7 separate regions of the Mus musculus genome follow, and regions 1, 3, 4, 5, 6 and 7 are each linked to region 2. The links are chromatin loops, found by intact Hi-C in ENCODE. Cell type or tissue: heart. All regions are shown on one strand.

Region 1 (4,000 bases), 270 kb after region 2:
CTCAGACTGCAACATAAATCACTTGCGATGCCTTGCATGACTGTACTTGGGGCACGATGGCAAGATCAGAGGCAATGACTCACACGGTGAGAAAGTGGATTGCTATTTTGGGTCTATTTTTCTATCCTTTCATGACATCACAGCAAAATGTCACTTGAGTACTGTGTCTTTATTATATAGGCATATAATATTTGATAATGTTTGATATTGTACCCTCTTAAGGAGGAGTTCATGATTCAGGGTTTAGTTCTGATCAGTTAGGGTTCTCTGGAGTCACAGAGCTTATAGAACGAATCTTTCTTTCATATGTGTGTGTGTGTGTGTGTAATGTATATGTATCTATAAAGGGTATTTATTGAAATGACTTATAGACTGCAGTCCAACTAATCTAACAATAGCTATGCTATCTGTGAACAGAAAGTCCAAGAATCTAGTAGTTGCTCAGTCCCACAGATTGGGTGTCTGAGCTGGTCTTCTGTTGATGCTGGAATCCTGAGGAAGAAGGCTCCAAGGCCAGTGAAGGAATGGATGTGCTACTAAGGCAAAAGCAAGCAGGCAAAGAGCAAAAACCTTTCTTCTTCCCCATCCTTATATACGCCCAGTAGAAGGTATGGCCAAGATTAAAGGTATGTGTGTCTTCCTGTTTCAAGATCTGGATTTAAGGTATGCCTTTCTATCTACCTCAAGATCTGGATCAAAAGCCTGTGTCTTCCCATCTCAAGATCTAACCAGGAGTATGTCTTCCCAACTCAAAGATCCAGACTAGAAGTGGATTCACCCACATCATACTAACCAGAAAAACCTCTCACAGATGCGCCCTCCCTTCTGGATTGTAGTTCATTCTAGTATACCCAGACATGGTATGGAAATGATTGAGATTTGAGAAGTCCTGCACCTGCCAACCTGTTAGTGTGTTCAACTGAACCAATCTTCAAGACTCTAAAGGAAAATTAGTTAAAATATACATTCTCTTTCAAGAGAGCAAGGACTTGGAGACATGTAAAAGAGTAATTTGGGGGGCGGGTAAAATATATGCTACTGGGGTATTCTGGGAATTAAACTTGGTTTCACAAAATGTCTAGCAATTTCTCGTGTTTTTATGGGAAATGTCGAATCATTTCTTTACATCGATGGTAGAAAAAGTAGTTTCAGTTCACTGGCAGATTTTACAGCTAAAGGACATCACAAGAAGTGGGGCTCTTAATCTGTGTGGGTAGGGAGGCCACGTGATAAATATATCCTGGGCTTTTGAGCTCTGGGTGATGAAGCTGGGGGTGGGGGCGGGGAGTTAAGAGAAGAGAGCTAGGCTGTAATCAGAGAAGCAGGCAGGCTTCAGGATGAGAAAAGGGGACATGTGCATCACTGACATAACGAACTTAAACTGTGACTGGGTTTAAATTAAGCAAGGTGTCCAGGGACTCCAGCTGTTGTATTTATTTTGGTTGCATGAGACGAGAGCTGATAACTCCGAGCCTGACACCCGATATAACTTAGCTGTCAGCTGCTAAACTCTGGTCAGGCCAAATCTACATCTCACCTATAGCTGCTTTATACAAACAGAATCAGAGAGCAGGGCGAGGGTCTGACCAGTGGTGGGCGGGTACCACGCACCACAGAGAACCACAGCAAACAAGCTCTTCGTACGTTTCTTTCCCTCGCTGCTATCAGAATTGCAACTGGTTTCGGATTTTCTTTTCTTGTACTTCAAATTGCAAATACTGGGTAACTTCTCACAGCCTTGGGAACCGAATTCTGCACCTCCATTTTGCTGGGGGGCATGCGGGAATGGAGGGAGAAGTGTAACTGCGCCAGTCCTGCGCTCAGCTCTCCACACCCCCTTCCCTTCGGGAGACCCCGCCCTTTTCTCCCAGCCAAACCACAAAAGGCCTGACAGTGGATCGGGCCTCGGCGCCCCGCCCCCGCCCAAACGTCGCAGTGCTGCAGGGGCGGGCGCAGGGCCAGAGAGGGGGCGGAGCCAAGCGCGTCTCCACTCTCCTCGGCCAATCCGCGAAGGGCCTGGGAGAGAGCTTGCAGGCGCCAGGCAGAGAGACAGCCCCAGTTATTTTCCCTTTTTCTGCCACGTCCAACCATGACGTAGGCCTACTTCTAGGACTGCGATTGGATGCGTGCTTTTCCCCCTGCAGAGGGCCGTGAAGTCTATTGGCTGCGCCCTCAGGGGGCGGGGCTAAAGCGCTCCCTTCCTCCGCCTCCTTCGCAGCGCAAGGGGCGGGACGCGCCGCCGCCGCCGCCGCCGTCACCACCTCTGCTTCCGCCGCCGCCGCCGCCGCCGCCGCTGCAGCCGCTGCGCGTTCGGCGGGGGAGGAGTCGGAGGCGGAGAAGAAGGCGGTGGTGGCGGGTGGAGGATCGAGCGCTGTTCTCGCTCTGGAGCCGCTGCACATCTCGGTGAGGGCAATTTTTATTTTTTTCTCTCTCCATTCTGGCTGATTCTGTCAGAGCGGATCTGGGTGAGGGAGCCGCTGCCCAGGCGCCTCGGCTTCGGGGGTCTCCGAGGAACGGACCGAGCCGTGGCCGGCCATGGTGGGTGGGGTTGGCGACTGAGAGGCCTCCGGCCATCCCGCCCGGGGCCGCGCTCTAGCCCGAGCCGCCGCGCCCGCCGCCCGCTCGCTCCCGCCGGCTGTCTGCTGTCCTTGGTGCCCTGGTCAAGGACCCGGCGCCTTGCCCCTCGCGGCCCGCCAGTGCCGCCCACCCTCAGGCCCGCCGCGGAGGACCGTGGCGCACTAGGCCTGCGGGGCCCCTGCCCGGCCCGGCACGGCACGCCTTCCATCCCTGCCTCCCGGATTTGCGTCCTCCCCGATTGTCACCGAGGCCCAGGCACCCTGTCAGGCAGTGCCAGTGGCCTACCGTCTTCTTGGTCAGCGTTAGGCCCCAGCACGCCTGTCAGAGGCACCTTCAGGGCTCCCCTCCCCGCCCCCACCCGCACCTCCACCCCCACCCCAAGATGCCTCCAGGTTTATCATTTTTTGCGCACATTAAAAATGGTGAGTTGAAAGCTGCCCAGACCAAGTTGAATAAAATAAAACAAAAAAAAAAATTGTATGTCTACATAGACAACTGCTTTGACGATCCTCATTCTGTCAAGTATACGATTCTTTTTTTTTTTTTTAAAGAGGCCTTACTCTATTTTTATCACGAAATATTTGCTATTATTTCTTTTAAGATGGCAGTCATTGCTGAAGACTTAACAGGTCATTTGATGAGTGTATACAGGAACGTAAAAAAATAACAGAAATAAACGTAACATGTTTGTGATTGTCTTCTGGATTTCATGTCTTTTTATATGAAATAATTTTATTCTTCTATTACAGACATGCACCCTCCGTGTAAAATTCAGCAGTATAAAGAGAGAAGTATTAAATAAATACTAATATGTGACTATTTTCATCCTTCAGTGCCCCACCAGTATTTCGGTTTGGTGGTCATCTTTCCAAGTGCTTTCACAAACGCATCTTGAAAGATACACACACATGCAGAGTTGTCTCCTTCAGGGATGGGGGTGAGGGCTATGCTGAGCACATTTGTGTAAAGCTTGCTTCTTCTAATTATATATCTTGGACATAGACTCCCGTTTTATGTAGGCCTCCCTAATACTTTTTCTATCTAAGGGTACATCCTATTTCTTTAATTTGATGGACTTTAATTAAGTATTCCTACTGAAAGCCGTTTCAGTGCTTGCAGTTGAAAGTTATGCTTTATACTAAAGGTAACTAACTCACGTATTGATTGATTGATGCTGAACTGTAAGCTCTGAATCGTTTATTTTAGAACATTTCACGGTGTGGAAGACTGTAATGTAAAAAGAGCAGCCCCCACTTTGCCTTCTAGTATATTGCCTCTATCCCAAGACTCAGACACTGTTTTAATAAGGGGGAAAAACCTGTGTGATCATTTCTGGAGCACAGATCCAGACGTACAGTTGCAGAAGTAAAGGGTATGAGTATTTAAATCTGACAGCCATCTAACCCTTATTATTACTCTTTTT
Region 2 (4,000 bases):
TGCTTGGTTTTACTTTTTTTTTTTTTTTTTAAACTGAGATCAAATAACTCTAAAAATGTAGGCTACCTGCTGCCTTGGCCATAAGGAATTCTTAAAGTAACACTCAAGAGAAAGCCCTCTAAGGGTTCTTCTTAGGCAGGCCAAATTTGGAGGGAGGGGGGCAGGGGGAGGGCATGAGGGGCAGGGGGCGGGGCATGGATGAGGCGGTGCCTACCCTTGCCCCAGGACTGAACAGGTGGCAGGAAATAAGAGTTGCTAAAGAAGGTAAATGAACAAAAGTCCAAAGAACAACAAAAAACAGATTGCTCTCACCCGGGGATGGCCTAAAACTACAGTTTGCAAACCAAATGGACCGCATACCTAACTGAAGTTTCCACATCAAGAGAGAGAAACTAGAATGGACAAGATAACCTTTCTGGTTGAGTGGATACAGGTCACCAAGCAACCTCAGCATACACTGACCAAATTAGCTCTACTGAAACTCAAGAATCGCACCAAAACCTGTTCAAGAAACGGAGGGCAACATAGTTTTACAATGCTGGGGATTGTTGTGAAATTAAGGTTAACATACAGTGCAGACATAGAAATAAAATGAAAGAATGTGCACGTTTGGATGCTCTGCTTCCTAATGGTTTGCATCGTAATAATGTTTGGCTGTAAAAGTAAATTAGAAGACTCTCTGGGAAAGCGTAAATCTGAAGCCCTGAAAAGGACCACATTCATTCTGTCTTCATACTAGAGCTTACTTTTCCGGGGGTGGGGGGGTGGGGGGTGGATCATAAGCTAAGTCACCACCAGCAAGTCTATTTCTGTTCTACACAATTCCGACAACAGGCAGGCTGGAGCCCAGTTCTAGCAAGACAGCTTTGTGACTCTGAGACTATACTCTGAGAGCTGCCTGTTCAAGTCCCAGACTTTGCCTAAGCGACCTTGGGCTCAGGAAGCTCCCAAGCCTCAGTTTCCCACCAACTGAGCAGTAGCTGGGGAGATAGGTTCATCACATGAAGTTAATGGTCAAACACGTGAGACTTACGAAGAGGGCTTATGGAGTTTAGCTACTGGGAGATTCAGTGGCCCACCTATTCTAAACCTTCTCTCTACAATGAAGTCCAGATAAAGCACAGAGGATGCCACTCCCAAGCCCCCCCCACCTCTCTCTCTCTCTCTCTCTCTCTCTCTCTCTCTCTCTCTCTCTCTCTCGGAACAGACAACGCACCACTTCCTAAGGTCACCACCACCGCTCTGCCAAATGCTGTACACTCTAGGCAAACCCTCAACTTCTCAGTGAGCTGGGGGTTCATACGAAAATGGGAGAACCAACTGCCTGAGATGTCTCAGTAACAGAATGAGTCACTCGCTGCTTTAGAAACAGAGGGAAATGTCAAGGTTGCCAGAGAACCCCATGCAGATGTTCGCATAAATCATGTTCAAGCGATCACCCAGCCAAAGCTAGAGGACACTATTAAGACGTCACTGGGCAAGAGGAGTTCCATTTATATATTTCGTGCAAAGAGAAAACTCTGAAAATGGGGTTGGGGGGAGAAAGGTACATTTAACTCCAAAATTAGAGAGCATGTGGGACAAAGCTCAGATCTCCCGGGCCCTGGCTGCCAGTTTACTCCAGCCTTTGCACAAGGCCGGTGCAAACTCCCAAGTTCAAAATTTAAAGGCAGCAGAGAGCATGTGTTATATATTTTCTCTCTGTGCTCTATAGGGGAAGCAGAAGCTGTAAACATTTGGAAACATCTGTCTGTGGCCAGCTTTTTATTTCCACACTTCTAAAAGAAAAAAATACTTCTAGTGCTGTGTACTAATGACAGAATCCGCAAGTCCTCGTTCCGATTTCATTAAATTCCCACCAAGCCATTGACCCTGGCATATCAGAAGAAATGGCAAGGGCTATTTCCAGTCATTTAAACTGTCATATTAAAAGAAAAAAAAAGGCAAAACATCAGCCTTATTCGGGTAGGTTGTAGATTGCTCTGGTCAACTAGTTGTTAGCTTGTCAACACTTGGATTCTTCGGATTTCTCCACACATCTGCTTCTACTAAAATGTATGTGTGTCAACAGAGAAAAGCCGTAAAGGCCACTCTCAATTGCTACGTGGTCACCTCCCACACAGAACCTATTGCATCCATTTCTTGTTATTTGCTAGTAACTTTTCCTGAAAGACTTCGGGTGGGTCGTTTGTTCAACTCCTCTGCCAGCTGGACCACCCCGCAGAGAACTGAGCGCCGCACAGCTTCCAGTGAGAGAATAACAGGCGCTTCCCCACTCTGCTCCAAACCAACCCGAGGTAACAGCTGAAGCATGACGACACTAAAATCAACCCTACTATCCATATCTCAAAGGGCTGCAACAGGAAATAAACTTTTTTATCTCTTAAGAGACAGTGAAAGGGAAAGGGGTCAGAAACAGAAATCTGCCTAGGTGGGCTGTGTTTAATCAATTTCCGCGCCTCGGTGCGTTCAGGGATCTGGGCGGCCTCTGGCAGCTTTAACCCTGAGCTAGCTTAGGGGCGACACTCACACCGGTTCCCCACCAGCAGGTGGCCGAGCCCACTTCCACAGGCCCGGGTGCAAATGTGGGAATATGTCCTCTTTTGCCCGGTGCCAAGGCTGCCACCGCATGACGCCCAGCACTTTGCAAACTCAGCGGTCCGAAACCTCAGCAAGCCGGATGAGGCTCTGCCGGTCGTCGGGTGCGGCCTCACCCTGCCCCGGTGCCGAGAAGTGCGAGCCCCGGGACCAGCCCTCCAGCTTGCGCCCGCCACCAGGTGCTTACCTGCGGAAAGGAGCCCTCCTGGCGCGGGCCCCGAGGGTAGTCCAAGTGACCCCTGTCCAGCATCAGGTAGAGTGAGAAGATTACGACGCAGAAGATCGCGCTGCCAAACACGGTGAACTGGCGACTTAACTTCATTTTCCTCGATGGACTCGGGGCCAGGACGCGGTCCTCACCCGAAGGAGGCAGAAGACTGAGGACTCCAGCCGGCGATCGCCGAGGGCTCCCTGCTCCCGGCCGCACACCCTTCGCGCGCTACGGCGCGGGTCCCGGCTGCGCTCCGCACCTCGTCTCCGGAGCCACCACGCGCCCTCGGCCTACGCCCTGGCCCGCTGCCCTCCCCAAGGCCGGCCGTCCCTGCAAGGCAGACTCCTGGAGAGCAAGGCAAAGGTCCCCACAAACTTGCTTTCCTGCAGGATAGCGCTACCCGGTAGGGCGGTCGGAGCAGTCAGAGGAGAGGTCTCTGCCCGACTTCCTGCCACGGGCCGGCACGACTGAGTCGGCAGGAAAAGTTTTCTCGACAAGGGCAGGCGTGTCCTCCGCGCCCAGAGAACGCGCGGGTTCCGCGGCTCCGGGGCCGAGTGTGCGGCGCTGGGAGCAAGGAGCGCGCGGAAGAAGGAACTGGACCTGGAGGCGCCGTGCCCCACAACTTAGCGCCGGGACACCCAGGCCCACCCCCGCCACACCGCCCCCGCGTGCCCGCCGAAGAACCCCTTCCTGCCGCGGCTACTGCGGGGGCCCGACCCGGGTGCACCCTGTGCGCCGGAGCGCTGCAATCCAGGACTTTCCTCGGCGTGTGCGTCCGATCCCCGGCCTCTCCCGGCCCCCGCCGCCCCTACCTTCCCCCTCGCGGGCCCGGGCTGCACGCGGAGGGCGCAGGGGGCGGGCAGCGCCGGGAGGAGGCAAGCCGAGGGAGGAGGAGAGGACCGTCCCCGGAGAGGAGCCCGCTCCAGCTGCAGCCGTGGAGCACCCCCTCCTTCCCGCCCCGAGAACGCGGAGATGGCGGCGGCAGCCGCGAAAGGAAGAGCCGGTTCCCCAGCGCCACTCGGCGCTCCTGTACCGCCCGCCACGAGCCGGAGGAGACGGCGGCGGCGGCAGCGGCGGCGGCGCAGCGGCCGTTGGGTCAATAGGCGCCCGCAGCCCTGGAGCTGGGCAGCCGGCTGGCCCCGCCCCCTCCCGACGCGCCGGGATGAGGGGGCGGGCCCCCTGGCGCCCAAT
Region 3 (4,000 bases), 110 kb before region 2:
GGTCAGCTCTGCATAGTGAGAAAGACTAGTTCATTAAACTGAATATTGAACACAGACTATCAATTAAGAGACAACCTGTAATATTAACTCACTTTTTACTTGTCAATGTTGCAAAACAATAATAAAAATGTTGTAAAACTAACAGATAGCAACATAATATAGTGACATGTAAATAAGGAAACAATATTAATAATCCCATTACTTCCTGTCTCATAAATTTGGTTCTTGTATGAAATGTCATAAGGAAAGCCATTACTTTGTATGCTAACTTAAAATCTTAATAAAGGGGCTAGGGGTACTGTTCAATGGTGAAGAGAATGTACTGCTCTTGCAAGGACCCGAGTGTTGTTCCTATCCTGTGACACCAGGTCCCAGGGAGCCAACGCCTTCTTCTGGCCTCTGCAAACACCAGTACCCATGTGTATATGTGTGCACAGAAAACTTAAAATAAATATTAAAAAATAAAATGTCGATACAAATCTAAATGAAAAAGAAACTTGATACCAATAGCAAACAGGCTTCATTCATTAACACTCATCCAGTAAACACTGGACACGCTGGAGAGGGCAGGGAATTAGCCTGGACATAGAAACAGCTCAGAAGTTTAAATTTGAGGTGTATTTTGTTATTTATTTTTTTTAATATATTTTTTATTACATATTTTCCTCAATTACATTTCCAATGCTATCCCAAAAGTCCCCCAGTATTTTGTTATTTTAAGAAATATTAGCTATAAGTGTCAATGCACAGAAACATACACACTGCCTGTAGGTCTCATGCTCCATCAGAAACTGAGCATGTAGCCATCTAAATCCCTGTTTATTCGGTAAGCCAGCCTGTGGCATAGTCAAGAACTCTTGGATGTTTCTAAAAATCTAGAAACTTCATCATATTTTAAACCCCAAATATCATCCATTTGAAGACTCCACACTCCTACCTCAAGCTTTGAGTGACTTCATGAGACCCTCAGTGGATCAAAAATCCACATGAAGAAAGAGTCCTTGAAGACAATGGAAGAGCAAGTCAGACGGGAGCGGGTCACAGAGACCAAGGGGAAAAGAAAGGCTAGGTCTCTTCTGAGAGGCATGCTTATTGGAAGGAGGTCAACCTGAGATGTGGGAGGTGATATGGTTTAGAAAAAAGCCTTTCTGATGATTCAGGTGTCTCAGCTCCTACGCAGCCCCTTCCATGTTAGGATAAAACAAACAAGCGGCAATGCTCAGGGCTAGAAAGAGCACAAAGCTTATCTGTCTCTTCAGGTCTCCACGCTGATTTTGGGGTTAACCCAGACAACCAGGAGAAAGTTCATCCAGAAGAGCACTCCCAGCTAACTTCACGTTACCCCACCTGTCATCTTGAGCTTCTACAATTTAATACTGGCACAAAAATGTGTCTTCCCAAGTTTATTCTACCCACTGAGAAGTCCAGACGCAATACAGAGTTTGCATTAAAAAAAAAAAAAAAAAAAAAAAAAAAAACAGCAAAAAACTATGTCAATATTGTTTGTGCCCTATTCAGAAAACTAACTAAAGTTTAAGAGTACCTCCATTCCCTAGAGGCCAGACTTCCAGAGATTTCAAACACTGGTAAGAAATTATACTCCTAGATTTGGAAACACTTATGTAGCAACTGCAGTGAATAGATTATGAATGCTAAGAAAAGGTGCGCCTAGGTCAAGAACCAGACCCCAGCGGCTGCTGACGTGCAAGGCTGTCAGTCTGTTAATGAGAGGAACCTGCCCTTTGGCGGCATTGCCAAAAGCTGTACGCCTGAACCAAAACAAGGAGGAGAGAGAGCACAATCCAGGAAGGAAATACTAAGAAATAAAAGGACAGAATACAGCTGAGAACAGAGAGAACTTGAGCCAGCAAATGGAAATGGACAGAGAGCCAGCAGCTGCCAGTTGAACCTCAGAGGCCCCCCAGCTCCTCCTGCCAAGCTGCTAGTCAGGCTGGACAGAGCGGCAGCCAGGAGAAGGATACAGGAAAGGTACGGGAAAAATGGCAACCACTTAGTTGTGACAGCACAGTTTCTTGGCAGAAGGAAGCAGGCACGTCAGAGCGGATTACTTTCCAAATCAGCTGCTGGTCTATGACAGCAGGCAAAGCCACAGCCACCAGCAGCAGGAGAGAAGTATCTACTCAGGTTACTCAGAGAAGTAGTTACTCAGGCCATCCTGGAACAGGACTTCACAGGCCCTGGAGAACCCAGGGGAGCTCAGGAGATCTGTGGTGTAGATGTGAAGGGCTAAATAAGACCAAAGCAACTAAGGAAATGTGTTTCAATGAGGTTAGACTTTTCAGAGGCAACGTTCCAGTAACTATTTTGAAATGCCTTGTCTACTAATACAAGTAAGGGGGAATGGCACATAGGTCTTGTGGAAGGAAAAGAGGGGACACGGAGACCTAGAGGGGATGAATCTGATTAAGGTACATTATACGAGGATGGGGATTTCATCATGAAACCTTTCCTTTATACAGTTGACATGCTAATAATCTGTATTTTCTCAGAGAAGGCAAGCCTGAGGACTGAACCTAGGATCTGACACGTGCTAGTCACCATTCTACTACTCAGCCCACCCCTAGGTTACTTTTCTTTCTTTGAGACCAGGCCTTGGTTTAAAGTTGCAATCCCCCTGACTCAGTCTCTCAAGTAACTTGGGTTATAGTTATAAGTGTCTAAGTATCTAAGTGTATAAGTTATAAAGCAAAAGCCACACAAACACTTTTATGCATGATATTATTTCTCACCTATAATAGGAAGTAGCTGGCAGTAGTTGAAAATGTGATGTCAAAGCTTCCAGGAGTGAATTACTAAAAATGACCAAAGTGACCCCACCCCCACCCCATGGTTCTTACTTATGGAGGTTTTGGGAAACTCAAAATGTGTGTGTGGGGGTGGGGCACGGGGGGGGGGGTACGGGGGGGGGGAGGGAAACTATTTCATAATTATAGGCTTTCCTGTGGTGAGAGGTCATTCTGTCACATTGAAGTCACAGTTGAGCCCAAAATCATGCCTAGTGTTAGTTTTCCATCTCTAGGGGACTTCCATGGATTGATTAGGAAGTGGCTTGATTACTCCCAAGAGCTCTGGGGAGAAAAAAACTGACCATGACTCGTAACAGAGAAAAAAGGCAAAACTAGCAAAACATGAGTCAACATCATTCAATAAAAGCAAGATTAAGTTTAGACTGTGAAATTGAGAAATTGAACAATGGGTAGATAAGAAATTCTGTGAGCATGCCTTTCCCCTATGACCTAAAAACAATCCACGCTCGTCAGCAGTCGGGGTCAGCTGGAGAACGTCTGTATTCCTACCCGCATGAAAAGACAAGGGTGCAATGTTCTCCTCCCCGGTTTGTTTCAGCCTAGGAACATCAGGACATGCAAGTGGGGAATCTATAAAGACTTTTCTGAGATGGTTGAAGCTACCACAGTCACGGGTTTCTTAGTAACTATGCTAACATTCTATTTTATAAACCTACACCTAAATACTAGATTGCTTCCAGGTCTTCAACATAAGGCTTCTGGCTGATAATCTCATGACTAAGTCAGCTGCTAATGAGGAAGGAGGAGATGCAGAAAGATGAATGTCAACTTAGCAGATGAGAAGGCTTCACCATTCCCACCATCTAAAGGCAAACACGACATCGGAAGTCAGGCTGCAGGTACAGAGTCAATTTCAAAAGATTACACTCTCTCTAAACAACTCATAGTTCAGGAAGAAAGACAGAAGAAAAGTGTGACTTCACCAGCAAGCCTGTGTGTCTGATGGCTACGCTGTTCTCTTACCCTGAATGTTGTACAGGCGGACTTTGTGAGTAACGTGTTCGAGGAAACAGGTCACATCTGAGTAGATCCTTCCACGTGTCACTCTGACAAAGGGCGGTCTTAGGGAAACATATGGCTGAAGAGGAAAGGACAGTTTCAGCAAAAACAAATTGGTTTCTCAACTTTCCCAAGAAGAATTTAGGAATATTGTACAAAATGACAAATTCATA
Region 4 (4,000 bases), 740 kb after region 2:
AAAAAGTGTTCACAGAAAAGTTAGAGCCACATGGCAACTAAGAATGAAATTCAAGAATTCTGTCTACAAAACCCTAGATTATTTCTCCCACACAAATGACTTCAACCTCTGAAGTAGAGTAGAAGCTGGATAGTACATCATCTTCGCTAGTGTGTATTAATACTGTCAATGCAGAAAAGAAACAGATCTTTGCCAAAGGTCTTTTATGGAAGAGAACCGAAAGTGATTCCCAGAATGCCTATGTACTCTGAAAACATCCCCAGGACCTTTGAAAGCCCTCAACTCTAGGGCTATCAGAAAATCTTTTCTTGGCTGTAAAAGGGACACTCAACCTTTTTACATCCTTTGGCTCTTCCACACACCATTATAAAGCCTACACAGGTGTGTATATAAATAGTCCCTAAACCACACCATGTATTTTGCAATACTTTTCCTTTAAACCTGTTCTTATTTCACAGATGGACTGCAAAGTATTTTTTAGATGTTAACCACTAAAATACTGTGGGCCTTATCTTTAGATTCTCTGACATCAGACGTTTATATACGGTGACTTCAGGTTGAGAAGGTTCTTTCTGAAAAATGCCTGAAAACTCCTGTACATGTTGGAGTAGCATATGTTAGGGTGACCGTGAGACCATTGTGAATATATACAGCTTCTTCCGAAGTAAAAGTATCAAAAGCCTCATTGCTCTTACGTCATAAGATATTGAAAATGAAAGGCTGCCCGAACAAACTGAAATTGCAATGGCATGCCCAACAAAAATCACAAATGCACAGAGTTCCAAGCGACCACCTCATGGAAACTTAATTGTTCAAAGGAGCCCTAGCTCTTACCAAAACTAATCTCATGAACTCCTTTCGGAGGGCTGATCTTAAGAGGAGTCCAAGGAAGACACAAAGGTGCCTCCAAATACCTCAGACCCCTAAAAAGCCCTTAGGGAAAAAATCACCCCTGACAAGTCCAGATGCCTCCAGAAGTCTCCCTGGGCCGGACTTCTGAAAGGCTGCCCTGAACCAAAGGGGCAGTGGGACGTGAAGCTGAAGCGAGGCGACACAGGGTCAGAGGGTCCTGATGAAAGGGGCTGCGGGAACTCTCGGGGCTGGGTGCCACAGGAGAGGGCGGCGACGGGTGAGGAGACCAGAAGGGGTGTGGGCACCGTGGGCGAGCGTCGGAGGAGCGCAAGAAGGGAAAGGGTGCGGGCTCCCCACCGCAGCAGCTCCCAACCCCGCCCCACGCCCCGCACACCCGCGACCCGCGACGGGGCGGGGCCAAGCGCCCGCCACGGCCGGCACCGCCCCCTCAGCCTCCGGGTCCCGGGCGGGTAGGAGGGGCGGGCCTGGCGGGCCGGGTGAGCAGCCCGGACCCAAGCCCAACCCGGAACGTTCCGTCGCGCGGGTAGGATGAGGCGAGTGTGACCCCGCAGCCCCGGCAGGGGACCGAGCTGGCTGAGGGCAGAGGAAGCGCCTCCGCACAGCCCGCGTCCGCTGGGCCAAAAGCCCGGCGCCCCCCTGCAGGCGGGAACGGTTACCCCCGCGCTGCGCTCGCCTTCCGGCCTCCTTCCCACCTCCCGGGGCGTTGCCCCGGGCAACGGTGCCTACGGACGGCGGCGTGAAACGCACCTACCTAGAACCTGACAAGCAGAAGCCCCTCAGACCCGGGAGCCAGTCGCCACCCGGCGTCACGGGGACTGCTCCAGCCAATAGGCGCCACCGTTGCGAGGCTCGACAGCCAATCCCGCTACACTCCGGTCTCCGGGCACCCCGAGAGTTTAGCCAATGAGAAGGAGCAAGGGGCGGGCGCTGCCACCGGCCCCAACCCCCTCTTCTACAACCTCCCAGGAGGCGGGCGCGGCCCATTGGCTCGGACCCGCGAGGGGCGGAGCTCAGCGAGTGGGCGGAGGCTGGAGTTGCGGGCGTGAGGAGGCGTGGGCCGTGGCCACCGCCCTGCGTGCTGTTTCCCGTCGAAGCTTGTTCTTGCGGTCTCTCGCGTAGAAGATCCCGCTTCTCCGAGCCCAGCCGTCGGCCTGAGCGGTGGGATGGGCGCGGAGACCGAGGGAGCCTGACAGGAAACTCCGGAGACTCGCGGGGCCAAAGCCGGGAAGTAGCCTGTCCGGGTGATAAGCTGAGGCCGCCCGGAAGGGTCAGCCCCGCGGCCCTGCCGGAAAGGAGGTGTGACGAAACGTGGAGCGCCCGCGGGGGACCGGCGAGGGCCGGCTCTCCTTCCCACCCCGAGCTGGCTGTGCAGCGAACTCTACCTTCCCGCGCTCTGCTTGCGTGTGCTGTAACGTGGATTCCTTTAAATCGGCTTTGCGTTTCTGCGGTGTGCTCAGAACTGCCTTTCCCGCTCCTGTGCCTGCAGTGTCAGACGCTAACGAGCTGACATTCTCTGGAAACATGAGGATGCTCTGCAAAGAGAGCCGCGAGTCCTGGGAGCGGTCCCCTCGAAAGTACTTACCTCTAGGAAAGTCTAGAAAGCGAGGGCCTAAACTGATGTGTTCTTCCAGTGAGGGCTGTTTTCCGAAGCGCTCCTTTGCCAATTTGGTACAAAACAGGAGTAAGGTGGACCTGAACAGATCTTAGTAGGTGATCTGGAGCTCTGTGATAGGTGTTCATGGAGCGTCACTCTCGGGATTGCTGTAGCACGCTTTTTAAGGCAGTGTCCTCTTGTACGTGAGCTCAGCCACATTCACATTCGTCGCCTGCAACAAGTCTGACAGCTCCATTTCCCCTCCCACCCTTAAACCTTTGAGTTAGATTAGAGCCAAAGAAGAATTAATACTTTTTAAAATTCTAAATGGTTATTCACTTAAGTCAGTTTCAAAGACCAAGAAACCAAAACATACTTTAAGGACACAGATATCTTACAGTTGAAAATGGATGAGAGTCTCTCCCCCTTTTTCTCAGAAAACAATTATAAAGTTCTCTTGTCAGATTTATGGTCCAGGAATATCTTTTTCAAGAACGTGGAATGCACAAGAGTTGTGAATCGTTGTTAGAGCACTTGAAACCTTAGATGAACCTCAGCCAGGCTATGGGAAGCCACTAACAAACCTGGGAGTCGGTGTTTTTCTAAGTTCACAGATAGCAGAAGTTCACCTTATCACCCAGTTTCTGAGAAATTCTAGAACTCCAAATTTTGAAACTACCTCAGGCATAAGGATTGCCTTTTCTCTTAGCTAACTCTGTTGGCCACCCCAACAAGTCCACCATAGATGTGACAAACAGAGCCAAGTAGTCTTACCTGAGGACTAGTTATTGTTCAATATGAAAATCTAAATAATGGGTTGTATCTACTCATCTATAAAGAAGGGTGAAATTCATGTCTTTGCAGTTTCTTAGGTAATGCCTGAGACATATATGCACATTCTGTTTTAATGCCTATTTAACAATAAAAGTGTCTGACTTCTCTAACACTGCCTTATCTAGGAACTCTAAACTTCGTTTTTAATAGAATCAAAAATGATAATTTTGTTTGTATTTTATAGTTCTGTAATTAAATGCATAAATAGCCTATCAAATGCAAGTTAGTTTTCAATAAGCAGTAAATGTTATATGTATCAATATGGGTGAAATAAATAAAATAAAACTTTGTGCTTGTATTAAATGGTTGGGAAAACCATGACTTTGGCATTGCTTTACCAAGCATACCTTTATCAAGAACCTTAGGCTTCCTTTCTTTATAAAAGAAAAAAAAAAAATAAGATAATGTCTGATGAGTTAGTAAATTACAAATTTGCAGAATATAGCTTTAAGGGTACAATAAAAATAGACTTCTATGGTACAGTGTGTGTGTGTGTGTGTGTGTGTGTGTGTGTGTGTGTGTGTTTACATATGAGAATAGAATCTACCTACCCTGAAGCACTAAGAACTTTTCAGTTCTATAATGAAATTCCCCCATATTCAGTCAAGAAGCAAAAGCTACCCACCATATGTCAGGCATCATGCTATGCAATGCAACTGGGGGTAAATAACACCTATCTGTATTGTTTCCCCCTATAAG
Region 5 (4,000 bases), 1.1 Mb after region 2:
AGAGTTAAGTGTAAATGTTTAAGTCTGAGGAATTCTGTTTTGTTTTCTCAAGAAGATCTATGTGGGTGAAGGAAGCAAGCAGTCAGAACAGACACACACCTTTCTAACTATCCAACACAAATGTCACTTCTCAGGCAGAATTCAACAAGACCAAGGGCAACTTGTTCACTTCTGACTGGCTAAGGATTATAATAGCTACCGTGAACTTCAGAAACTTAAAAGTCTCAGAGTCTGCCTACCTCATCTTTAGAAACGTTAAGTTGCAGTTCGAGTGCATATGTGCCCCTGATGGGTATGCATGGTGCCAGGCTCTCTATAAAGGACTTGCTAAAATCAGGAAGGCATTCTCGTTTCTAACTCCACAGTCTGATTCAACACACATTTATGAGATCCATTCATATTCTATTTTATTTTTAATTCAAGAGTAGTGGTGCACTGAATATTCCAGCTTCCTCATTCTCCCACTGACAGACATCTGGGCTCCTTGAGAGTTTTGCTCTCATCAGTACATTTGCGTTTCCATACAAGTCTTTTTGCAGACAGGACTTTATTTCTCTTGGTGAACACAAGATGTGGGTCTTTATGTGCCAAAGGGTAGACGAATGCTTGACTTACAAGAAACTGACAGGGCTGTACTTTCTGCACAATTTTAGCTTCATTTGCTCTAGAAAAGAGCCAAGCCGAGATGGCCATAACTTGACGATTCACGAATGGAGCTCTGAGAGCCTGGAAGACCCTTTCCTCGATTACAGGCAGAAGAACCATGGGCATGTGGGGGATATCCGTAGGTGAAGGAGTTCAGACAGCACATTTGAGAGTAACAAATATGTGAATATCTGGACAAATCTTTTTCCCATTGGTTTTTGAAATTCTGATATCCTCAACTCTCTCCCCGGTAGCTTTTGAATATACCCAGGGAGTATATTCTTCAGCAGGGAGGGGTGGGGCTTCTTTTAATGAAGAGTAGAAACTGCCAGAAACAAATCACCTCATTTCTTCGCAGCCTTTGTTTCTTTTCTGCCACTCCCCCCACTGACACTTTTTCTAAAGTCCTCTCCACTGCCTGATCCACTGCTTTGGACTCTTAGCATGGTTTCAAAGTTCCCTCCAAAACTTACCCTGAAATTTGCTACTGTTAACAGTATGCATGCAACATTCCTAAGGGGGTCCTTTAAGAGGTGATGAGGACACTAGAGTTCCGCCCTCCAGGAACAAATTGTTACCACAAGAGTAGGTTCCCGATAAAAAATGATAGACAGTTTCCGGCGCTTTTACCCTGCCACTTAGCTGACACTGCATGTTATTCTACTTTCCAAAGCCTCCAGAGCGAGATAAACTTCTTCATAGTTTACTGTTGTATGTAGCATTGTTATAGCAGCAGAAGAGACTAAGACAACTAACTTTCCCTACCTTCTCCCCTGTGAAAGCTGACCTCTCCCCATCCGAGAACCTGTGTCATCACTGTAACTTAAGACTTCTGAAGTCTGATCAACTTGCATGTTTTAGTTCCCCACCTTAGCCACCAAAGTCTGTCCTAAGGGCACCACACTAATATTCACAGAGTGGACAGACTGGATTTCAAGGTGTCAAACAACAGTAACATTGAGCTTGGAGCCTGGAATGTTGGAGTGTTTTTTCCAGCGTGTATACCTGTTTTCAGCGTGATACATGTTTTCAGCCCGCAATTGTGTGCAAAGGCAGCAGTATGCAACAGGTGCCTAGACACAGGAGTAGAATCAGTGTAGTCACCTAGCTAACGGATCCTTACTGGACTGTCACCCATCACCCAAGGGCTCAGGCCTCTCAGGTGGAACTGGTTCTTCCGTTCTCAATTGGCCTCAGTTTCCGAGTCAGGGCGATGGTGGGGTGGGAAGTGAAGGGGAAGAGCCAAGCTGAGCCTGGCCAATGGCAGCTCTTGAACTTACACCTCCAGACGTCAGCGCGGCCGTGGAAACGGATGTCACCCAGCTGGCTCGGAAGCGTCTCCATCCGCTTCGGGAGAGGGGCGTGAGCCCGGAGGCGTCCAGGCCACCTCCGTGTGCAGCCGGAGGGAGTGCGCGGCCCCGTCAGCGCGCAGCCCCGAGGTCCCCGCTTCTCCCCCGGCGGCGCTCCCGCCCCTGGGTGAGACCCGCGCGCCCCCGCGGGCGGCTCCGCCCCCTCCCGGAGCGGGCGGCGCGCTCCCGCGGCGACGGGCCGTGTCGCGGGCTCGCGCGCCGCCGGCCCAGCCGCAGTTAAAATGGTCCGAGTCGGGCCCGCGCTGCCCCCGCCGCGGCGCTGACTGACTGAACCGGCTGGCCTGGCCGGCAGACTCGCTTCCCTCCCTCGCGTCCCCACAGCTCGCGCCCGTCCTCCTCCCGGCTCCCCGGGGGGCAAAGCATGTAGCCCGCGTCGGGCACCCGGGCGGCCCGCAGCTGACGCCCACCCCCGCCGTCGCGTGTGCCGGGTGCGCGGCGCGGGCGACCCAGCCAGCGGCCTGCCCCGCCGCCGGAGCCCGCCCCTCGGGCCTCCCTCTCCCGCCCCGTCCCGGTCGCCCTCCTCGGGGCCTTCTATATGGGCCACCTTCTCTCGAAGGAGCCGCGTAACCGCCCGAGCCAGAAGAGGCCTCGCTGCTGCAGCTGGTGTCGCCGCCGGCGCCCTCTCCTCAGACTGCCCCGCCGGGCTCTGGCCAAGGCGTCCCCGCAGCCCGCGGCGCCCCGGAGCCGGGACTGCTTCTTCCGCGGGCCCTGCATGCTCTGCTTCATCGTGCACAGCCCCGGCGCGCCCGCCTCCGCCGGCCTAGAGGAGGAGCCGCCGCTCTCGCCACCGCCGCCGCCGCCGCGGGACGGGGCCTACGCCGCCGTCTCCTCGCAGCACTTGGCGCGGCGCTACGCGGCCCTGGCCGCCGAGGACTGCGCCGCCGCCGCACGCCGCTTCCTGCTGTCCTCGGCCGCCGCCGCCGCCGCCGCTGCCTCGTCGCCCGCGTCCTGCTGCAAGGAGCTGGGGCTGGCCGCCGCCGCCGCCTGGGAGCAGCAGGGCCGGAGCCTCTTCCTGGCCGGCGTGGGGCCCGTGCGCTTCCTGGGACCGCTGGCCGCCGTGCAGCTCTTCCGGGCACCGCCGGCGCCGCCGCCGCAGGCCGAGCCCGCCACGGCCCTCGAGATGGTTTGCAAGCGGAAAGGGGCCGGGGTCCCCGCCTGCACCCCCTGCAAGCAGCCCCGTTGCGGCTGCGGGGGCTGCGGCGGGGGCGGCGGCGGCGGGGGAGGGCCCGCGGGAGGAGGTGCCTCGCCGCCGCGGCCGCCCGATGCCGGCTGCTGCCAGGCCCCGGAGCAGCCCCCGCCGCCGCTCTGCCCCGCGCCCGCCTCTCCCGCCTCAGAGTGTGCCCCCATCGTGGCCGCCGCCGGGGACACAGTCCGAGCCGGGGGCACCGCCCCCTCGTCTGCCCAGCAGCAGCCCGAGAGCGGCGACGCGGACTGTCAGGAGCCCCCCGAAAACCCCTGCGACTGTCACAGGGAGCCGCCCCCCGAGATCCCAGACATCAACCAACTGCCGCCGTCCATCCTGCTTAAGGTGGGTCTGGGCGAGGAGGCGCAGGGATGCTCACTCCCCCCCCCCCGCCCCCCTAACCCGGCTCCCCCGCCTCCGAGGCTTTCTCTCTCCTCCCCCTGTGTGCAGAGGAGGGGGGGGGGTTCCCTGACAGCCGGGGGACGCCGGAAGGGGAGACTGGGAAGCCAGTGGGGCCTGAGCTTTCAGCCTGGTGTTGAAGTAGGAAAACTTGGAGGCTGCTGAATGCCTCGAAGTAGCTTAGGTCCTACAACTCGGGGTTCATGCATTGCATTGGCAAACCCCCCAATATAGATACTATACTAGATTCTGTGGAATATACACGCATTTCTTGAGCAAGTTGTATACAGTGGGCAACCACTTTGCATACTGGTGTTTGGAAAGTTTAAAAGTTTGATGGATGCTAGTCTAGTGGCAATAACTTATAGTAAGCATTTACCACGACCAGACACTGACCGAGTGA
Region 6 (4,000 bases), 270 kb before region 2:
TGAGAGTATAAAAAAATTCTGTTCAATTATTTTAATGTATAGTTTCCCCCCTAGGAAATAATTTGGTGATAAATTAATTTTTCTAAGTAAGTTCAGTAAGCTGCAAAGATGATAAAGTTGTCTTAAATTGGTTCCAGGTGTCAACCTTTCTGTACAAGTTGTTAAAGCCAGAATAAGCTATGACGGCAACAAAGGAAGGGGAGATGAAGATGGAGAGTCCTTCTTTCAGTAGATTTTTGCCCTATTCAAACAAATTATTTAAATATGTATCTTTTATTTGACCAAGGAATTATCTCATATGAAAGATTTCAAAGGTGTAAACCTTCTTTTTAAAAATGTCATTTGATTCAGGATGACCACCACCTATGGGGATATAAAGCTCTGTATAGATTAGTCAGGTCTTACATGCTTCAAAGACATTTTAGAAGCCAAGCTGATAAAAATCATTTCTAAGTGCGGATTCTCATTCAAGTAACGAGTACAGAATCAGGCTGCATTAATAACGGAAAGGTCTTACGTGACTAAGTATATACCAAAGTCTGAGAGTTACTGTAAAGCCAGATTAAAAGTGAATGCTCCTGTGGCCATTAGTATGCATCACCGTCTTCCAAAGGGAAGGCAGTGCTAAGAATGGGCTGCTTGGGGCAAGGATGGTAAGCAGCTGCCCAAGGACAGACACAGGTGGACAGAGACCACAGGTGGACAGACACCGATCACAGGTGGACAGACACCAATCACAGGTGGACAGACATCACAGGTGGATAGACACAGGTGGACAGAGACCACAGGTGGATAGACACCAATCACAGGTGGACAGACACCAATCACAGGTGGATAGACATCACAGGTGGATAGACACCACAGGTGGCAGACAACACAGGTGGATAGACACCACAGGTGACAGACAACACAGGTGGACAGACATCACAGCTGGACAGACATCACAGGTGGATAGACACCACAGATAGACAGACACCACAGGTGGACAGACACCACAGGTGGATAGACACCACAGATAGACAGACATCACAGGTGGAGAGACACAGATGGACAGACACCACAGATAGACAGACACCACAGGTGGATAGACACCACAGACAGACATCACAGGTGGACAGACACCACAGATAGACAGACATCACAGGTGGACAGACACCATGGGTTAGGGTTCAACACTCAGTGCTTATGGCTGAGGTCAAGGCACAGAACTTCTTAAGACTTGATCAACATATATGCTGAACCTCATGAAGGTTTCAAACCAAGATAATAAGGTCAGACACAAGATGCTCAGCCTAAGCATCACTTTGATGTTGATCTAAACGCTAAAACTATTCTATCTGGATATTCCAGAGGTTGAAGCTGAGGGGTGGGTAAGAGCCTGTCTTTGTGTTTCCAGTGTAGACCAGAGCTGTACTGTGAGTAGAACCTTTTCTTGCCTTCTTTTTCTATTAGGCTCACACTAGTGGTCTAGGAAGCAGGGCCATCAATCAAGAGGCTGCTGAGTTGGTGGGCAAGGAAAAGCATTCACTCTTGGAAACACGGGAAACTAGGGTGGGCTTCGGGTGCAGAAAGATATTGTTAGTAAACGGTGTGAAAACAAACACAGGGCTAGGGAGTTGTTTAGTATCAAGTCTTCAAATCCCTCCCATAAACTATGGTAAATAATTTTGGGTTTATCCGGACTGTCTCCAAATTGAGGCAGGATTTGGGAAGAGTACCGATGATGTCTTGGTCGTTTCCAGAGGAAAGACCGTTTCACTTGCTTCTTACTATGTCTCAAGACATATTTCATGTATGTTTTATTTAGAATTTTATAATGCTAGAAACATGATAACAAAGGGATCTCTTAAGGAGAACCCTAACTCTCTTCAGAGAGTTAAGAACGGATTTGCACGATCTCATTTAAGGTCTATAATCTGCAGCGTGAAGCCATGACAGTAGCTGCAATTCCCCATACCACCACTAGCAGGCACTGAAGTGTTGAAATGCTGAAGTAGGGCTGGAGAACTAAAGATCTCTTTGTTTTAGCTCCTTTCACGCTTCAGGAGCCAATGCAGAAATGAAGAGGGACCTAATCCTGTCAACCAGAACAACTCACCCTTCAGGGCAGACATTAAGACAGGTGCAAAGTGGGGTGTTTTAACTCCTAACCCCAAGGGCTACAGTCAGCTCCTGAGCAGTCAGTTGGAAAGCGCAGCTTTCACTGGCTTTATTTGTTATGCTTATATTCTTTGTTCTTCTAGTTTCCCTTCCCGCAGGGAACAGGACTCCAAGCACAGAAGGATTCTCCTTCCTGTTCTCTGAGGAATTTCTTGCAAGAGGGGACAAAACACTTCATTCTATCCACAGTGCTTGGAGAGACAAAAGCCCCTGAGGGAGCTAAGGTTTCTAGCTAAAAGCCTCCCAGAGCTGTTCTACCAGTCTTCGCCTTTCCTCAACGATGTCCCTGAAGGTCCACTGTAATGTGCACACTCAAAGGATTCCTCTTCGTACACAGGAAGGGATGTAAATGGGAAAGGGCAGACTCAAGGACACAAGGACATCTTGAGCAAAGAGAAGGACAGAGTCAGAAATTGAGAGCTTCCTCGTGCTTCCCATCAATTGCTCTCCAAGTAGACCACTGATAGGGTTAACTCTAAGAATATCCCCCCAAAGGACAAGAAATGCCCAGAAGGGAGGTTTTTTTTTTCACCTACCTGGCAAGGTTCATGCCAAGACTATTATGATCACTGAAGGGGAACAAAGGCATAAAATAATGCTTTGCCAGGAAATCAAAGCAAGAGAAAAAGCCCTGCATAGCTATAATGAGGTATCAGGCCTCACTGTATTTCAAATTGAGGTTTCCAAAGTAGTTTTGTTCTCTTTTTAAAAGGGCTTAATTATACTGATGCTCTCAAAGAAGCACGTGACAATGGGTTTATTAGCATGTTTTCCAGAGAGCTGAGCTGGTATGAGTTAGAAACTAAACCAGTTTTATTCATATATTATATTATATCATATTCATATATGTGAATATATATTCATATATTATATCATATTCATATATATATGTGTGTGTATGTGTATATAAAATTTGGAGTTCTATTTTCAAACTCTGAAAGTGGGAGTATTCATATTTATAGATCCCCATGTCCACATAGAAATATGGAAATATGTAGCAAAGCTACCAATGTCTGCCTTTGGCTGCATTTCCAAGGAAGAATCATTCATGCACTGTACGAAGTACCTATAGCTGTTTTTTGATTCATAGAGAAGAAACTTAGAAAAATACAGAAATTTAAAACGGTATCAAGGCATGTATTTGTTGAGTTTTTTTCCTTAGATTTATGAAATGGTGCTTTTTCATGATAGCCTACTCCTCAGGGAACCCATGCAAAATAATGTTTAATTAAAACAGAGAGCAACCAACATGGACTGCCAGATATTAGCATCAGTAACTTACCATACTAAAAAGAGGGCTTTTTTCCCCCACTGGGACTTTGCCAATCAGGCCAGGCAGAAAACATTCTCCAAACCAAGACCTGCCATGGGAACCTCTCCTCTGTGTCTGGAGGTTGGAAGTCTATGCTATAGCTGAGATGTTGCAAGGCTTGCTATTCTGGTGACAGCACACAGGGAAGCTACATTTCTAGGATGGGGCAGGATCATTCATTGATTATCAGAGAACTGTGTCTTGCTTAGGAAGACAACCCAGAAAAGGCAGCTGGAGCTCATAGAGTTTTGAATCCCCATAGCTCATACCAGTTAACAGCCAGAGTATCATTCTGTATTCCCAGAGGACCTGAGGTGCATCACAACTCAATATTAATAGACCCTGGGGAGTTGATAAAGTCACCTATGGTGTCACACACCAAACCTTCCCAGCCTGAGTTGAACTCTAAGGTCCTATTTAGAAAAGTACCCCATTGGTCACTCTATCTTTGATTTAAAGAAAAGGACCCAGTTATCACTACTTAGAGGGCAAGATGTGGAGGGGAGATGATGGGGATGATGTAGATCT
Region 7 (4,000 bases), 60 kb before region 2:
TGTGTAGTAACCAACCTCTAAGTTTCTACAGAGTCTCATATCCCTTACCCAATCGGTTTGAACACCCTCATATCTGCCACAGTCAACCATTACACTCATATTAGGACCTACCCTATCAGTAAATACCCACAGATTCTGCCTGCAAAGTTTCCAATCACTCCACTTGGTAACTAGAGTTCCTGTGTCCTCCTATACCAGGGTCTAGCCTGGTGAGAGCACCTTACTTTCCTATCCATGTATTTTCCAAAATTCATCAGATCTAGCCTGGGTCCCAAAACCAATGAACTAGCCTATTCTGGCCTCCCCTACCTACTCCACAAAGGAGCTATAGACATTAGCCAGGATCATCCTATCTATACCCTAGTACACAAGAGTCTCCCAAATCATATACAAACTCTCATGCCAGCAAGATCTACCTCCAAACTCCAGCCTTGAACGAGGAAGCACAGTTTCTATACCAGCCTGGTCCTCTTTGTCCATTTGACTTCATTCCAACCAAGCTATACCCAACCATTATGCCCAACACTGTTGACATATCCTATCTTCTGACAAAGTTGCTCTGTCCAGAACACACTCAACTAACAAAGGAAGTCCACACAACTGTTTCTCATCACAAAAATACAAGCAATAGTAAAAATCAAGCCAATTTCTTCTCTCCAGGACCTACCAGGAATCAGGATTTTAAAAAAAATCATAAACTTCATTTAAAAATTCAAGGAATTTTTAGAAATTAAAGACACACACACACACACACACAAAGATCAATGAACTTAAGGAGAAAAAGATTAAAGAAAATAAATGCCTGAGTAGTAACCAAGAAAATGTGAAACAGAATGTACGATAAAATTGACAAGGACAATTCCAGACTTGGGAATAGAAATCAGTCAGGAAATACAAACAATGAAGAAGACTCAAGCTGAAATGAAGACAGATTTGGAGATCCCAACAATTCAACTAAGAAACTCAAAGGAAAACCTGTCAGGAAGAATGAATCGAGCAAAAGACAAAATATAAAGACTCAAAAATAAGTACAGAATCTATTTAGAGTTAAATAAAGTAAAACACAGGAAAGGAAAACAAAGAAATCATGGGAAACTATTAAAAACAAAAAACCAAACAAACAAACAAAAACAAGCCTTTCAATTAGGCATAGATGAGAAAGATGAATCCCAAGTCAATGGCATAGACCAGATCTTCAACAAGATCATAGAAGAAAAGCTGTCCAAACCAACGGAAACCACACTTACAGGAATAACAGAAGCTCAGAGAACATCTAAAATAGAAGATAAGAAAAGAAAGTACCCATGGCATATCATAGCTAAGACACTAAGTATATATAACAAAGAAAATATATTGAAAGATGTAAGAGAGGAAAAAAAACAAACAAACACAAGTTACATATAAAGAAAAACCAACTAGAATAACAACTGATATATAATTAGAAACTTTAAAAACCAAGACTCTAAAAAAAAAAAACCAAGTCCTAAAAGACTATGATAGCCAACCTAAAATAATATACCCAGCAAAACTATCTGCCATGATTGAAAAAGAAAACAACATACCAAAAAACCAAACAAACAAAACAACTTTCCACGATATAAACAGCTTAAACAAAAATATATCCAAGTAACTAAACAAAGAAAAATCAGGAAGTATTATTTCAGGCCAAAGAGAAAACTGAGCATCTCAGAGAGACTGTGGAAAGAAATATGAAGCTACAATTATTAAAATACAAAATAATGAGACTATAAATAACAATACCAAATATCAACAATATCATGATCATAATTAACATACATATTTCAATACTAACATTAAATATTAATGGACTCAGTTCTCCAATCAAAAGGCACGAACTGAATGAATGGGTCAATAAACAAAATCTAGGGTGGGAGAGATGACTCAGCAGTTAAGAACACTAGCTGCTCATTGCAGGACCTGAGTTTAGTTCCCAGCAGTCACATGGTGGCTCATAACCATCCACAGTGGGGTCTGATGCTCTTTTCTGGTATGCAGATATATACATAAAATACATAAACAAATAATAACAAATCTTAAAGACGAATAAGCAAAATCTGTTACCTACAAGCAAAAACACAACTGGGTTTTAAAGATAGGAACCACCTCAGAGTAAAAGGACAGACAAGAGTTCTCCAGTAAAATGTAACCACAGAGCAAATAGGCATTGCTATCTGAATAGCCAGCTAAGTAGACTTCAAAGTAAAGTTAATCAGAGACAGAGAGGGACACTTCATTCTAGTCAAGGGAACAGTTAATCAAAAAGACATTACTATCGGAAACCAATAAACACCAAACTCTGGGGTATCTAATTTCCTAAAATATCTACTACTGGATTTAAAGAAACAAAGTAACATTACTCAATTAATAGTAGGTAACTTCAATACACTTTCTCCAATAAACTGGCCATCCAAACAAAAATTAAACAAAACAAAAAAATCAGAATTTATTGGTATCACACAGCAAATGGACTTGCAGATTGTAGCCTCCCACAAGCCTGAAGCAGGCTGAGCCAGAACTGGACCTTACTGCCCCTAAGGAGATTATCTAGGGTGAAGCCTTCCTCCCTAGATCACTCTATTGTTCAGCCACAGTCTCTGTTCCTCTTCAAAATACTGCTGCCTGCTGAGAACCTCCTCTCCCCCATCTATTCCGGAGACTATGCCCTATCCTGCACTTCATCACCTGCAGCTGGTTCCAGGCTCCAAGGATGAATTGTTGAACCTTGAGCAGACTAGCATGTCTTGGTTCCATTATTTCTCAACCTGCCTAGGTTCCCTCTTTTTTTTTCAGTTCCAAGATACCAGGCTTGAACTCGGACATGTGAGCCGCTGGCCGGCCCCAACAGCAGATATCTACAGAATATCCCACACAAACAGCAAAGAATACACACTCTACTCAGCAGCACACAGCTTCCCCAATAGAGACTACATCTTGCACGTGTGCATGCACATGTGGATATGTGTGTGTGTTTATGTGTTGAGCGTGTGCACAGAGACACACACACTCTCACATACACACAAACACAAATCTTTATAAATTCAATAAGGTAGAAGTCTCTCCTTTTATCCTTTGAGAACACAATGAAATAAAACTGGCAGCAAACAAATCATTAATAAATAAGCAAATTCAAGGAGAATAAATAACTAAGTACTAAATGAGGAATGGGTCAGAAAGGAATAAAAATCTTGCTGGAACTAAATGAAAACGAAACACAACAAAACCCTTGAGGCACTCTGAAAACCACCCTACGAAGGAGGCTGACAGTGCGAGATGCCTACAGTACATTTTTTTAAATCAGGAAGAGCGCAAATAAATGGCTTATGATTGAACTCAAAGAGATGGAAAAACATGAACAAACCAAATGCAAATCTAGCCAATGAATATAATAATAAAAACTAGAGAACTTTAAACATACAAAGAAATAAAACAAAACAAAGCAAAAGAATCAACAAATCTAGAAACTAGAAAAGATTATACTGAGTGAGGTACCCTAAACCCTGAAAGACAAATGTCACAGGATCTCTATGACTGAAGACTACTAAGCTCCCAATATCCTGATGTGAGTACATGGTCGGGATAACTGCAGAAACCTATTAAGGAAAGCAGGACCAACTGGGGAAGAGAGGTAGGAAGACTGTTAAAGCCAGAAGACAAGGGAGTTTGCTGAGGCTGTGCCTCCTGCTGATGTCAAAAGCTACACCCATAAAAGCCAACCAACATGCCTGCCCAGAAGAGATCTGAACAGGACACCGATGGACATGCTAAAGTAGATAGGAAAAGGCCAAAGGCCTCGAAACTCTACACAAAGAACTACACTTGACTAAGGAATGCCAAAAGCAGGATAAACAGGCTTCCCAAGGAAAGAGCACACCAACTGGTCATCCAATAGCAAAAGGTCAGCCCTGAAACATGAATACAGTAACAATACAGAAAATATATTTAATACATATATGCATGCAGTAACAACTAATGTAAAAAG

Evidence for each region. A loop is a pair of places that touch in the nucleus more often than their neighbours do. Peaks named below come from ENCODE experiments on the same cell type or tissue, not always from the same donor. Only the 100,000 strongest peaks of a DNase experiment are listed, where the experiment ranks them.
Region 1: it touches region 2 in a loop (6-fold over the local background); 13 of 42 quality-filtered maps call a loop at or near these places.
Region 3: a loop joins it to region 2, with 4 times the contacts of the local background. A loop is called at or near these places in 5 of 42 quality-filtered maps.
Region 4: a loop joins it to region 2, with 4 times the contacts of the local background. A loop is called at or near these places in 5 of 42 quality-filtered maps.
Region 5: a loop joins it to region 2, with 7 times the contacts of the local background. A loop is called at or near these places in 2 of 42 quality-filtered maps.
Region 6: a loop joins it to region 2, with 3 times the contacts of the local background. A loop is called at or near these places in 15 of 42 quality-filtered maps.
Region 7: it touches region 2 in a loop (1.8-fold over the local background); 4 of 42 quality-filtered maps call a loop at or near these places.

Annotation. Positions count from the first base shown.
Region 1 is chr17:64,330,199-64,334,198 of GRCm38, reverse strand. It overlaps Pja2 (praja ring finger ubiquitin ligase 2), which reads left to right and starts at 2,316. Exons shown (of 10, transcript NM_001025309.1): 1 at 2,316-2,403. In heart, no CTCF peak of the experiment used is centred here; a DNase peak (open chromatin) is centred at 1,928; H3K4me3 peaks cover 2,638 bases; H3K27ac peaks cover 2,070 bases.
Region 2 is chr17:64,600,656-64,604,655 of GRCm38, reverse strand. It overlaps Man2a1 (mannosidase 2, alpha 1), which reads right to left and starts at 3,007. Exons shown (of 22, transcript NM_008549.2): 1 at 2,786-3,007. The coding sequence starts at 2,920. In heart, a CTCF peak has its summit at 2,268; DNase peaks (open chromatin) are centred at 2,255, 2,685, 3,245 and 3,995; H3K4me3 peaks cover 2,767 bases; H3K27ac peaks cover 1,663 bases; H3K27me3 peaks cover 636 bases.
Region 3 is chr17:64,714,504-64,718,503 of GRCm38, reverse strand. It overlaps Man2a1 (mannosidase 2, alpha 1), which reads right to left. Exons shown (of 22, transcript NM_008549.2): 16 at 3,792-3,906. Among named protein-coding and RNA genes, the nearest start is that of Dreh, 51 kb to the left of the region's middle. In heart, no CTCF peak of the experiment used is centred here; a DNase peak (open chromatin) is centred at 1,973.
Region 4 is chr17:63,861,680-63,865,679 of GRCm38, reverse strand. It overlaps Fer (fer (fms/fps related) protein kinase), which reads right to left and starts at 1,699. Exons shown (of 19, transcript NM_001037997.3): 1 at 1,625-1,699. In heart, a CTCF peak has its summit at 1,516; a DNase peak (open chromatin) is centred at 1,789; H3K4me3 peaks cover 2,527 bases; H3K27ac peaks cover 2,032 bases.
Region 5 is chr17:63,498,568-63,502,567 of GRCm38, reverse strand. Fbxl17 (F-box and leucine-rich repeat protein 17) reads left to right here and starts at 1,988. Exons shown (of 9, transcript NM_015794.1): 1 at 1,988-3,543. The coding sequence starts at 2,551. In heart, no CTCF peak of the experiment used is centred here; DNase peaks (open chromatin) are centred at 2,047, 3,027 and 3,437; H3K4me3 peaks cover 2,631 bases; H3K27ac peaks cover 2,584 bases.
Region 6 is chr17:64,871,969-64,875,968 of GRCm38, reverse strand. No RefSeq gene overlaps it. Among named protein-coding and RNA genes, the nearest start is that of 4930583I09Rik, 38 kb to the right of the region's middle. In heart, a CTCF peak has its summit at 1,951; no DNase peak of the experiment used is centred here; H3K27me3 peaks cover 1,140 bases.
Region 7 is chr17:64,660,350-64,664,349 of GRCm38, reverse strand. All of the region lies in intron 6 of Man2a1 (mannosidase 2, alpha 1), which reads right to left. Among named protein-coding and RNA genes, the nearest start is that of Man2a1, 61 kb to the right of the region's middle. In heart, no CTCF peak of the experiment used is centred here; no DNase peak of the experiment used is centred here; H3K27me3 peaks cover 521 bases.